2 separate regions of the Homo sapiens genome follow, and region 2 is linked to region 1. A link is a contact called in ENCODE Hi-C or POLR2A ChIA-PET data. All regions are on one chromosome and are shown on one strand. Each heading gives the region's core, a stretch centred on a gene start or an enhancer-like site at or near the end of the contact. The rest is flanking DNA. Distances are from core to core; before and after follow the strand shown. Region 1 overlaps C4orf51 (chromosome 4 open reading frame 51). Region 2 holds the start of TMEM184C (transmembrane protein 184C).

What was found. Hi-C counts contacts between places; a loop is a spot of excess contacts on that map. ChIA-PET counts read pairs that join two places held with the same protein, here RNA polymerase II (POLR2A). Pooled maps may share reads with other maps.
Region 2: a loop to region 1 is called in a map of PC-9, with 15 times the contacts of the local background. The contact joins the promoter of TMEM184C here to the enhancer-like site in region 1. A Hi-C loop is called at or near these places in 4 of 168 maps with a recorded cell type or tissue (CD8-positive, alpha-beta T cell, PC-9 and naive thymus-derived CD4-positive, alpha-beta T cell), 1 of 37 single-sample maps with no recorded cell type and 15 of 50 pooled maps. POLR2A ChIA-PET finds 5 or more read pairs at or near these places in 1 of 52 experiments (OCI-LY7).

Annotation. Positions count from the first base shown.
Region 1 is chr4:145,730,395-145,735,594 of GRCh38, forward strand. It overlaps C4orf51 (chromosome 4 open reading frame 51), which reads left to right. Exons shown (of 6, transcript NM_001080531.3): 6 at 2,059-2,403. The coding sequence ends at 2,166. Among named protein-coding and RNA genes, the nearest start is that of C4orf51, 53 kb to the left of the region's middle. RefSeq lists a silencer at 2,448-3,047 and enhancers at 3,603-4,402, 4,403-5,200. Within about 2 kb of position 2,622, at least 33 of the 41 ENCODE cell types and tissues checked have a DNase peak (open chromatin) inside an H3K27ac peak, as active enhancers do; they include PC-9, where a contact is called at or near this core.
Region 2 is chr4:147,614,885-147,620,084 of GRCh38, forward strand. It overlaps TMEM184C (transmembrane protein 184C), which reads left to right and starts at 2,513. Exons shown (of 10, transcript NM_018241.3): 1 at 2,513-3,195. The coding sequence starts at 3,073. It overlaps TMEM184C-DT (TMEM184C divergent transcript), which reads right to left and starts at 2,361. Exons shown (of 2, transcript NR_186679.1): 1 at 2,204-2,361. RefSeq lists enhancers at 2,733-2,852, 2,883-2,932.

The DNA of each region.
Region 1 (5,200 bases), core at 1,372-3,871:
GTCCCTGCTTCCCCAATATGACCCTCCAGACCAGGGATTCTCTCCTTCCTGATTAGACTTTCTCAAACCCCAGGGCTTTTAAACAGATTGTTAAAATGGGGTTCTTTTTATGTCTTAAAGTTCTGGCAGACATTCTTAGAGAGTAAGTTGAAAGAAAGAATAAAAACTGGTTTTTGCATAGAAGTTACAACTATTTTTGCTATTCTATTACTTTATTAAGATTTCTCTTTAACTTAAAAAAAACTCAGACTCATCCTAAGTAATTATGTTTATTATACCATGGGTTTGATATGCTCGTTATGTGTGTTAAAAAAAAAACCCTGACCATTAAAATAAAAAATGTTATACAAGTACTACCTAACAGTATCACAAGAACCACCAGTTATACATACATTTCACTTTCACTTGGAAATGCTGGTCTTTGGACATTAACTAGCAGATATGATACATTTCGCTAATGGGAGAGGGTTGGATGACCCACGCTGGTTCCCAGGCAACCAGTCTATTTTAATGATGCTCTTCCAAAAATGGTGCAGTTTTTCTCAACTTTTCTGCTTAGGACCTGATAATGTTCCCAGGGAGCATTTCAAACAGGGAAAGCCAGTGCGGTGGCAGACTGTGGAGGGAGTTGTTTGGGGGCATTTGTAGCTGCATGGTCCCCTGAAAGTTATATTGTGTGGTCAACCAGGGACATCCCTTCACTGTAGGGTTGATGCCTGTTTCTAGGAAGGGTAGATGATTTCCTGAAAGTACATTTACTGAAAGCTGGCCTCTTGGGAGTTGCTTGGGAGAATCATTAACTATTGTTAAATAAATAAATCCCTCTTGCCTACATGGAGTTGTACTGGTGCCAAGCAATTCCATTGCCAGTCAGTGTCTGCAGCTGTTCTGGGGAACAGCTGCTTCTCTCTGTAAGGTGCTTCCCCAACCCCTCCCAGAAAGGGAATTCTCTGTACTCAAAGTAGCCGCTTTTAAGTCAACCATTCCCAACAAATAAATGACATTAATCCTGCTCTTGTTTTTGTGGTGCAATAACAGACTAAAAGTACATGCAGGTGCACACACACACACCACACAATTAATATGGGGCACATATTTGGAAAACCTTGGACCTAGAGTCCTGAGCAAAAAAATAAATCATGACTTTTTATTTATGAGACAAGGCAAATCTTTTTTTTTTTTTTTTTTTTTTTTTTTTTTTTTGAGACAGGAGTTTCACTCTTGTTGCCCAGGCTGGAGTGCAATGGCGTGATCTTGGCTCACTGCAACCTCCACCTCCTGGGTTCAAGCAATTCTCCTGCCTCAGCCTCCCGAGTAACTGGGATTACAGGTGTGTGCCACCACACCCAACTAATTTTTGTATTTTTAGTAGAGACAGGGTTTCACTGTGTTGGCCAGGCTGGTCTCGAACTCCTGACCTCAGGTGATCTGCCCACCTCGGCCTCCCAAACTGCTGGGATTACAGGCGTGAGCCACCATGCCCGGCCGAGACAAGGCAAATCTTAATATTTTTAAATATATATAGTTTGGAGGAGAACAAGCACTGAGATATATAAATGCCCAATTTCCTGCATCAAAGCAATAAGTAGAGATTGAATGAAATTTTCAACGATCATTAACACTATTCTTAGTTTCGAAAGTATTTGCTTGCTGGGTAGTGCTTTTGGTAATCATTCTCTAAATATTTATATTCCTGTGTCCTATCTTGAAGAAGTTCCTGATGGAAACTGGAAAGCAGAGCATTCACATCCAGGAATGTGGGAACTAAAGGAATTAGGGAAACCTGGAAAGAATCTTACCAGAGAAGCAGTGGGGGCCGGTTAGGGATTGCAAGAGTTCCTGCCCTTTTTCTCTCCCACTTTATTAATCTGGCCTTCCTAACAGAGACACAATATATTAAACAGGAAGGTTAAGAGAGATGGAAGAAAATGCAGGATCAATCCCATCTCCTGCTCATGAATGATGTCTGGTTTGGAAGAGACCATTTAATTCCCAATTCTGTGGAAAAGTGACCTTTGCGGATGAGCGAGTGTTGACAACCAGGCCATTTTTCTCCAGCTTCATGGACGGTGCGATTCTGAAAGCAAGGTTTGCTCATCTGAGGATTCAGAAGCTGATCGATACTCCGATTATGGCTGGGGAGGACCCTCATCGCCATTTAACTGAGTTGGAAAATGAAGCCACAAGGCTGGAGGCGTGGAGTTTGCTTAATAAACAACTTTGAGGTATGGGGCCCTCCCAACACCCTCCCCCCACCCGCCCCGCCCAGGAACGTCTGGACCCTGGCAGGTTGGCTTTCTGGGACAATTCCATGGGCTTCATTTATCAGTTTTTTCCCTTTTTAATTGGTGGAGAGAGACAAAAGTTTTTATAATCTTTATTAAATTTTCCTTTTTAAATAAATACTTGGGACCACATTTCTCTGCTAGAACCACAGAAATGGTGCTGCGGCCCCGACCGTCGGGGGCTCCGGCGTCACAGAGCCTGTCCCTTGTATCTGGGAGCCCCGGGGAAGGCGCAGGGGCGTGAGAAATGCTCTTTGTATTCAGAGCGGTCACCCAGCAGAGCCGGAGCCTTCCACCGCCAGGTTTTCCTCCGCGCAAGGCGCCGCCGGGAAGCGAATTGGCTCCGACAGTCGCGGGGGCGGGGGCGGCCTCAGACGCGGCGGGCTCGCGAGCTCAGGGGCGGAGTCGTGGCCCTCCCGTCCCGGCTCCCTCGGTAGGCTGCCTGCGCCCCCAAAGCCGCGCCCACGGCCCGCCCACCCGCCGCCTGCCCCTCCCCTCCCCGGTCCGCCTCTTCCCGCTCCTCCCGGCCCGCCGGAGCGGCCGTCTCCTTCTTCCTCCACGGCCCACCTCTTCTCCCCCACGATCTTCCTCCCCTAGCGTCCACAGGCCGCCTCCGCCGCCTACGACCCTCCTCCTGCTGATTCCCCCCCACCACCGCCCGCCTCGTCGCCCCCGCGGAGCGCGCGGGAGGGAGGGACCGGGAGCGGCAGGGGCTGCACATGACCTGGGGCGCGGGAAGGAGCCCGCTGCCGTCTAGGCCCGCGAAGGGCCCCGGCAGCCGCCGACTTCTGAGGAAAAGCAGAACGGTGTTTGGTTTACTAAAGTAGCCGCCTCCTACCACTCTTCCTCCCCAGCCCCGCTCTCTGCTCCCCACACCCCCTTCCGTTTACTCCTAGTTACCAAGACCGTCCTTCTCTTAGGATTTCTGTTGAATAGAAAATACAATTAAAAGTCGCAGCACCACCCCTGCCTCCCGCCCCACAAACTCCTAGTGATTATTTTTGTCTCTTAGCCCTAGGTCGGGTTAAATACATTCCCCGGGAGCCATCTGGTCTGATTCCCGGCAACCTTCGTATGGTTTCCATTAAGCTCTCCAAAAGCATGCATTGAAAAGGCAGCCCTGTAGCCACTTAGGAACCTCCGGAGTTTTGCCCTGGCCAGCCCCAGTAGACATCCCAGGCAGAAGGAGAGAAAGGCCTCTGTTTAGGTTCCGAGTCTAGTACCTCATGATCCTGGTTTTAATCTCGAATTTCTTGGCTTTTCCTAGTCCAAGAAAATACAGTTCTCCAAGGTAATGGCTATCATTAATTCATCATTTGTTTTTTACTATACGCAGAGGATAGCTGATTAGAATTCTGTTTTAATTCTAAAAATGAAGGCTAACAGCTTTACAGATAGGTTGCAACAGTAACCTGGCCACACAAGTTCAATTTGACCAGCAACATTGGTATGGTGGGGTCTACACCTTCTCGCCTGTCTGTCCACCATTCCTTAACCCCCAAAAGGCAAAGAACAAATATTTGCTTGTGGAAACATATTCCCTCACACGTGGGTTAGGGCTTGTGTCCAAGAAAAAGGGAACCGGCAGGTTCATAGACTCTGAGTGTTGTAACTAGAGTGTTCCTTAGGATTCATCCGAGATGTATATCCATTGATTGAGGACACTCAGAAAGTGGAGGGGCTTCGGGAAGGTCACGTGGCTGATGAGTACAGTACTGCGGCCTAATTTGGGGATGGGAGGGTGGGGAAGAGACCTGGGCATCAAGAGCTTTATCATATACAGCAAGGAAGATTGTGGTCAAACCAATTCATTAGTGGCACATCCTGAATCTCCCCAGTCCCTCAGCCGCAGTCCCATCTCTGTCCTGCTCTGTGCCTCCCTGTTTGCGGAGTTAGAGCCCTTTGCTGTTCCTCCTGTTTCCCCACTCCCGCCCTGACCGTGTGATTTTTATTTGGGTTTTAAAAATGAAACCAGGTGCTGCATAAAACAAAAGCAAAGTAATAACAAGGAAAGACTAGCCAACGCCTGAGGAATGTGCTGAGTTTTATGACTCAGGCTGTCCTGGCAAAGAGCTTGGACTGACAGCGAGAGGTGGGTGCCACGGAGCACAGACCATACATGGCAGCCCTGGCCTCCCCAGATAGGCATGGTCAAGGCAGCCTGTGACTCATTTCACAAAACCAGAGACTCTTGTTCTTTGTGGAGCAAGACTTCCCGGAGGCTAGAGCAGGATGATCGTCAACTTTTCTCCTTAGAGCCGGTTCAGTCTGATAAAGCAGGGGCCACCCCGGAGTTTGGAGGGGAAGAGAGCCCAGGCACAAGGCCATCCCTGGGAAAGAAACAGGCTTGATGCACTTGGGCGAGGGCTTTGGTGCAGTGAGGAGATGAATAACATGGAAGTTGCAACGTGACATGAAAATTAGCATGTATTGTAGTGGAGACAATGGCTTGAGAGTTCCAGGTCGGGGATTGCCACAGTGCCTTGGAGAAGGGGACTGTTGGAGTGCTCCTAAGCCTGGAGGAGGTGTTTGCTCCTCCTGAGTGCATGGAGCACAGGAAAAGATTGTCAGATGCCAGTAGGGTTTCCGAGGTGCCATTCCTCACGCAATCTGGAAGAGTAACTATGGGCAAAATAGTAGACTTTGCATAAACACCCAGAGAGCCACCCAGGCACACATCCTCACATTGTGAGAATTCTTTTCAAATGAGCATAGTAATGGGATGAGGTGTACATTTTTTTCTGTTACTAAGAGACAGACTGGGAGAGTGAGAATGCAAAGGAGAATGTCTCTCCTAGCAGAGGTGGTGGGAGGGGTTGGAATTTGGATGACAAGGATCTGTTTGTGCCGCCTTCATTACACAGGCCTGAGTGGAATGGGACTGATAGGGCTTCTTCTGGTTTCTGCTTCTGGTT
Region 2 (5,200 bases), core at 1,263-3,762, 1.9 Mb after region 1:
GTAGATTAGGATCACATCAGCATTATGGCCTATTCCCTATCCTTACTAGACTTTAGGATCTTACAGGTCAAGAGAAAAAAATGAAACAAATGGTAGGCAAATAAAGCTATCAACTTTTTATTCTCCAAAGTAAAAATATCTGAAGAACAACTACTATCTATTATCATATTAAAAAATAGGATAGACAATTTCAAAATAAAACATGGTCCTTAAGAGTGAAGAAATTTAACTAAATGAAAAATTCATATATCTCATCTGAAATGCTTTGGACCAGAAGTGTTCTGGATTTCAGATTTTTTCAGATTGGGGAACATTTGCATTATACATACCAGTTGAGCATCTCAAATCTGAAAATCCAAAATCTGAAGTGTTTCAAGGAGCATTTCCTTTGAGCATCATATAAGTACTCAAAAAGTTTTGGATTTGGGAGCATTCTGAATTTCAGATTTTCAGATTTGGCATACTCAATCTGTAATTTTGTTTTTAATTTCTCTGCTGAGCTGAAGAAATTTCACCATAGAAGAATTCCAGTTCGCAAACTGGTATGTGAAATCATTTGTGCATCTGTCTCATCTCTTCTCTCTTTTGCTTTTTTCTAATGGATTTAGATTTTTGCTTTAGGAATTCAAAATCTAAACAAGACAAATAAGTAAATGAGTATAATACCATATAAATGCTGTAAGAATACATGGGGAAACAAAAATAAAGGAAGGTCTCACAAATTAGGCAAAAAAAGTTTGCCCATGAGAAAGAATGGGAAAGATTATAGGCAGCAAAAACGCTGTAGCTGAAAGCACAGAGACAATCTACGCATACGGCATATCCAAGATAGCCTCTACTGTGTACCAAACAAGTAAAGAGTAGTTATACTTGGCCGTAGAGTAAAATTAACTTTCTCTTCATTATTCTTCTTTTTTATGAACTTTAACAACAGAGCAAGCATTAATTTAATGATCAGGAATTTTTTTTAATTAATTTTATTTATTTATTTATTTATTTATTTTTTGAGACAGAGTCTCGCTCTGTCGCCCAGGCTGGAGTGCAGTGGCTTGATCTCGGCTCACTGCAAGCTCCGCCTCCCGGGTTCACGCCATTCTCCTGCCTCAGCCTCCTGAGTACCTGGGACTACAGGCTCCCGCCACCACAACTGGCTAATTTTTTGTATTTTTGGTAGAGACGGAGTTTCACTGTGTTAGCCAGGATAGTCTCGATTTCCTGACCTCATGATCCGCCCACCTCCGCCTCCCAAACTGCTGGGATTACAGGCATGAGCCCCTGCACCCAGCCTTAATTTCCATTTTTAAAGTAAGCTTAGGAAGAACAAACATAAGGCCTATTTTTCCGGTAGAAAGTAGTTTGGGTCAGGTTGTAAAATACAAATGTTAACAACTGAGAAGTAGGCAGTGAAGTCAAGTCCAAACAGACGATACCAAAAAAGGGGCTCATAATATTCCTTAGGTGTCTCTGTGAGACTCCTGGGCTAGGTGTACTCAATGTTACAAGCCTCCTTATCCGTATGGTCATTAGGCGGAAATTCCCCAGGTGGCAGGTACTAGCAGGTCAAATGCTTAAATATAATGCCCTTTGGAGTCACAAAGACCAAGGTTGCTATCTCCACACTACCACTTAACTAGCTCAGTGAGCCTGGGCAAATTTATCAGCCACTTGACTTTTTTATCTGTAAAGTGGAAAAATGCCTACCTCTCAAAATTTTTGTGCAGAACAACTTACATAATGTAGGTAATGAACTTAGTACAGTGCCTGTCCCCCTGAAAATTACAATTACAATATAAAACGCATTTGTATATGTAATTGAGTAGTAGATATTTGTTTACTCTATTGGTTTAGCTAAAGGCTTTAAGCATATGAAACTCCTTTGTCAGATGGAATGTCAACTTTTTAAAACTTAAATGAGTGCAAATTTTTAACACAAGTTCCAAATGTAGAAGGGACATTCCCTATTTGCGGTTAATTCTAAAATGAAGCTACCTTTAGAATGATCCTTCTGTAGGATCCAGAAATAACCAAGCGGCCTAGCCCCTAGATTCTAGCAACTGACAGAAAACTAGGTGGAGGTTTCCCATTCTTCCTTGTCTTCTTACTCCAGCGGGCTTCTGTATCCACTCTAGATTGAATAGGGGATGTTTTGTGTAGAGATGGGCCTTCTCTCTTCCAGTCCAACTCTGAAGTAACCGCCCCTTACCCAAGCTTTCTTTAAACTGGAATAACGCCAGCAGAAGAATGTAGTAGGTGTGCTTCAAGTGTCCTCAAATAATTCCCGCAGCTTCCAGAATCCTTGCAATAGCCCGCTGGACCATCTGCGGCAATTCCACCCACTTCCACGCACCTGCTCTTCTTTCTAACCCCAGTACGCAATCCTGCAGCCCCGCCCCCACAGCTGACCAATCAGAGGGCGCAAAGTGAGTCGGATGGGGCGGGCCCAGTTTGGCGCTGACGACGAATCACCTGCCTCAGACAGCAGGGGCGGAAGCGGAAAAGAGCTGAAAGTCTTGGTTTGGCCTTGGGTTCCGCTGTAGGGGAGGTCCCGTGCGAAAGAATGAGGAGATCCTGGGGCCTTACCTACTAGCGGAATCGACTGAAGAGACGCCTGCCAGTGCGGGAGGTAGGAAGCTCGATCCCCAAAGAAAAGAGCGAGTGGGCAGGCAGCTGCGAGACAGAACCGGAGTGTGCAGGGTCCCTAGAGGCCGGTTCCTGGTCTGTGCTGCTCTCCTGGAAGCCATGGTACAGGCAGAGCTCAGGGCGATCCCCAGGTGAGGGCAGCGGCTCTGCCTGGGATTCCACCGCAGTACAACCGGGTAGATGCGGGGTGGAGAAGAAAGGATGTTGCCTGCACTGCTCGCCAATAGCACCCTGAGAGGCTACATTTGCAGAAGCAGCAGCAGCAGAAGACACAGCGCCGGTCCAGGAGGCGGCTCGAGCTGTTCGTAAAGTCGCCCGACAGCTTTTTCTCCGTAGTATGCGAGTTGACAAAACAGCCAGAGAACAGGGCTCCCCATTACAATCTTTTCGAGATCTTTTCCCTTGCTAACCGGATCTGATTTGTGCGAAAACATGCCTTGCACTTGTACCTGGAGGAACTGGAGACAGTGGATTCGACCTTTAGTAGCGGTCATCTACCTGGTGTCAATAGTGGTTGCGGTTCCCCTATGCGTGTGGGAATTACAGAAACTGGAGGTAAGAGGGTTCTGCACCATCAGCCTGTACACTTTCTTCTACCCATCTATGGTTGGGAAAGAGACACCCTTACCCCATTTCTGCCCTGACAGTCCTGAAAACCATCTAATGTAAACGAGCCTACTCTTAGGATATAAACCTGTCTAATTTCTTGTTCACGGTTCTTCAAGTCATGCTACAGGTGGAGGTGGGACCGGGTCGAGAAAATAGAATATATTAATATAGCTGCTTAGAAGGGCACTGTTTTGCAAGTATTCATCAGTTCCCTGAAAGTAAGGTAATTTTATTGCTGAAATCTGATCTGTTCAGACATTGGACGAAACTAGGTCAAATAAACTACCTTGAAAACCATGTATTGAATTTTATTAGCTTTTAACTAGCTTCTTGAATCAAAGCGTTCTAGTTGTTTTAACTTTGGTGTCTGTTTTTACTGTGGAAATTAGCTCTTACCCAACAAAGGTTTTGCAAAAAGTCCCTTATATATATTTTTTGATGTCATATGCTTATTGTGACATCAGTAATGTACTACAAGCTGGAAAACCCCAAGGTAAATAACTCAGATATAAATATTATATAATGAACTTTAAATTCGGAGTTAATAAAACCCACCAAGTACTTTTACAGAGGAACACCTATTACAAGAACTATAATAAGACCATGACTATTTTAGGCCCTTCTTTATTGTGGAAATGATTTTTACATAAACTGTATTTAATATACATTTGTGTTCTCTATTTACACTAAATTATTTTCTGATGACTTTCCCATACTAGCATAGTCCATATAGTTTTTTGTTTGTTTGTTTATGAGACGGAGTTTTGCTCCTGTTGCCCAGGCTGGAGTGCAATGGCGAGATCTCGGCTCACCGCAACCTCCGCCTCCTGGGTTCAAGCGATTCTCCTGCCTCAGCCTCCCGAGTAGCTGAGATTACAGGCATGCGCCATCACGCCCGGCTAATTTTGTATTTTTAGTAGCGACGGGGTTTCTCCATGTTGGTCGGGCTGGTCTCAAACTCCTGACCTCAGGTGATCTGTCCTCGGCCTCCCAGAGTGCTGGGATTACAGGTGTGAGCCACCGCACCCAGCCCCATATACTTACTTGTTGTTGTTGTTGTTTATTTTTATTTATTTATTTTTGAGAAAGAGTCTAGCTCTGTCGCCCTGGCTGGAGTGCAGTGGCGCGATCTTGGCTCACTGCAACCTCTGCCTCCCAGGTTCAAGCGATTCTCCTGCCTCAGCCTCCCAAGTAGCTGGGATTACAGGTGCCCACCACCACACCCAACTAATTTTTGTATTTTTAGTACAGACGGGGTTTCACGGTGTTGGCCAGGCTGGTCTCAACTCCTGACCTTGTGATCCACCCACCTCGGCTTCCCAAAGTGCTGGGATTACAAGCATGAGCCACCGCACCCGGCCCATATAGTTATTTTTAATGGCCATGTAATATTCTGCTACATTCAATATTTCCCATTTGTTAGATATTTAGGTTCTTTCCACAATTTGTCTACAAAAACTTAGGTATAAGCATCTTAATACAAATGGGATTTTCTTACTTTGAAATATTTCCGTGGAGTATAGTATAGGAACCACTTTAAAGGTTAATAATATGCATAATATCAGTCCAGTTTAAGACTTCTCTTAGTTGTTAGTTTCAAATGTAGTTTTTAGGTACCACTAGCTTTTAAGAAAAATTGGAATCTGTAGTCTGTACTTGTCCTAGCCAAGTTCCCAACATGTCTTGCTTGGACTCTTCTCAACACACCAGCCAGAGTAACCAGTTAAAACTTGGCACATTATGTGTGTCATCTTAAATCACTTCTAGTCCTAGAGTAAAGGCCAGTATTCCTCACTGTGGCCATCAAGGTCCAACATGATCTGACACCACTCCCACCTGATCCCCCTCTGACTTTTTCTCCTCAAGTCCTAGGCTTCCACTGCACGGCTTTGCTCAAAAATCCCAGGCATGCTCCCTCCTTGAAACTTTGCACGATGTTTCCCCTTCACAG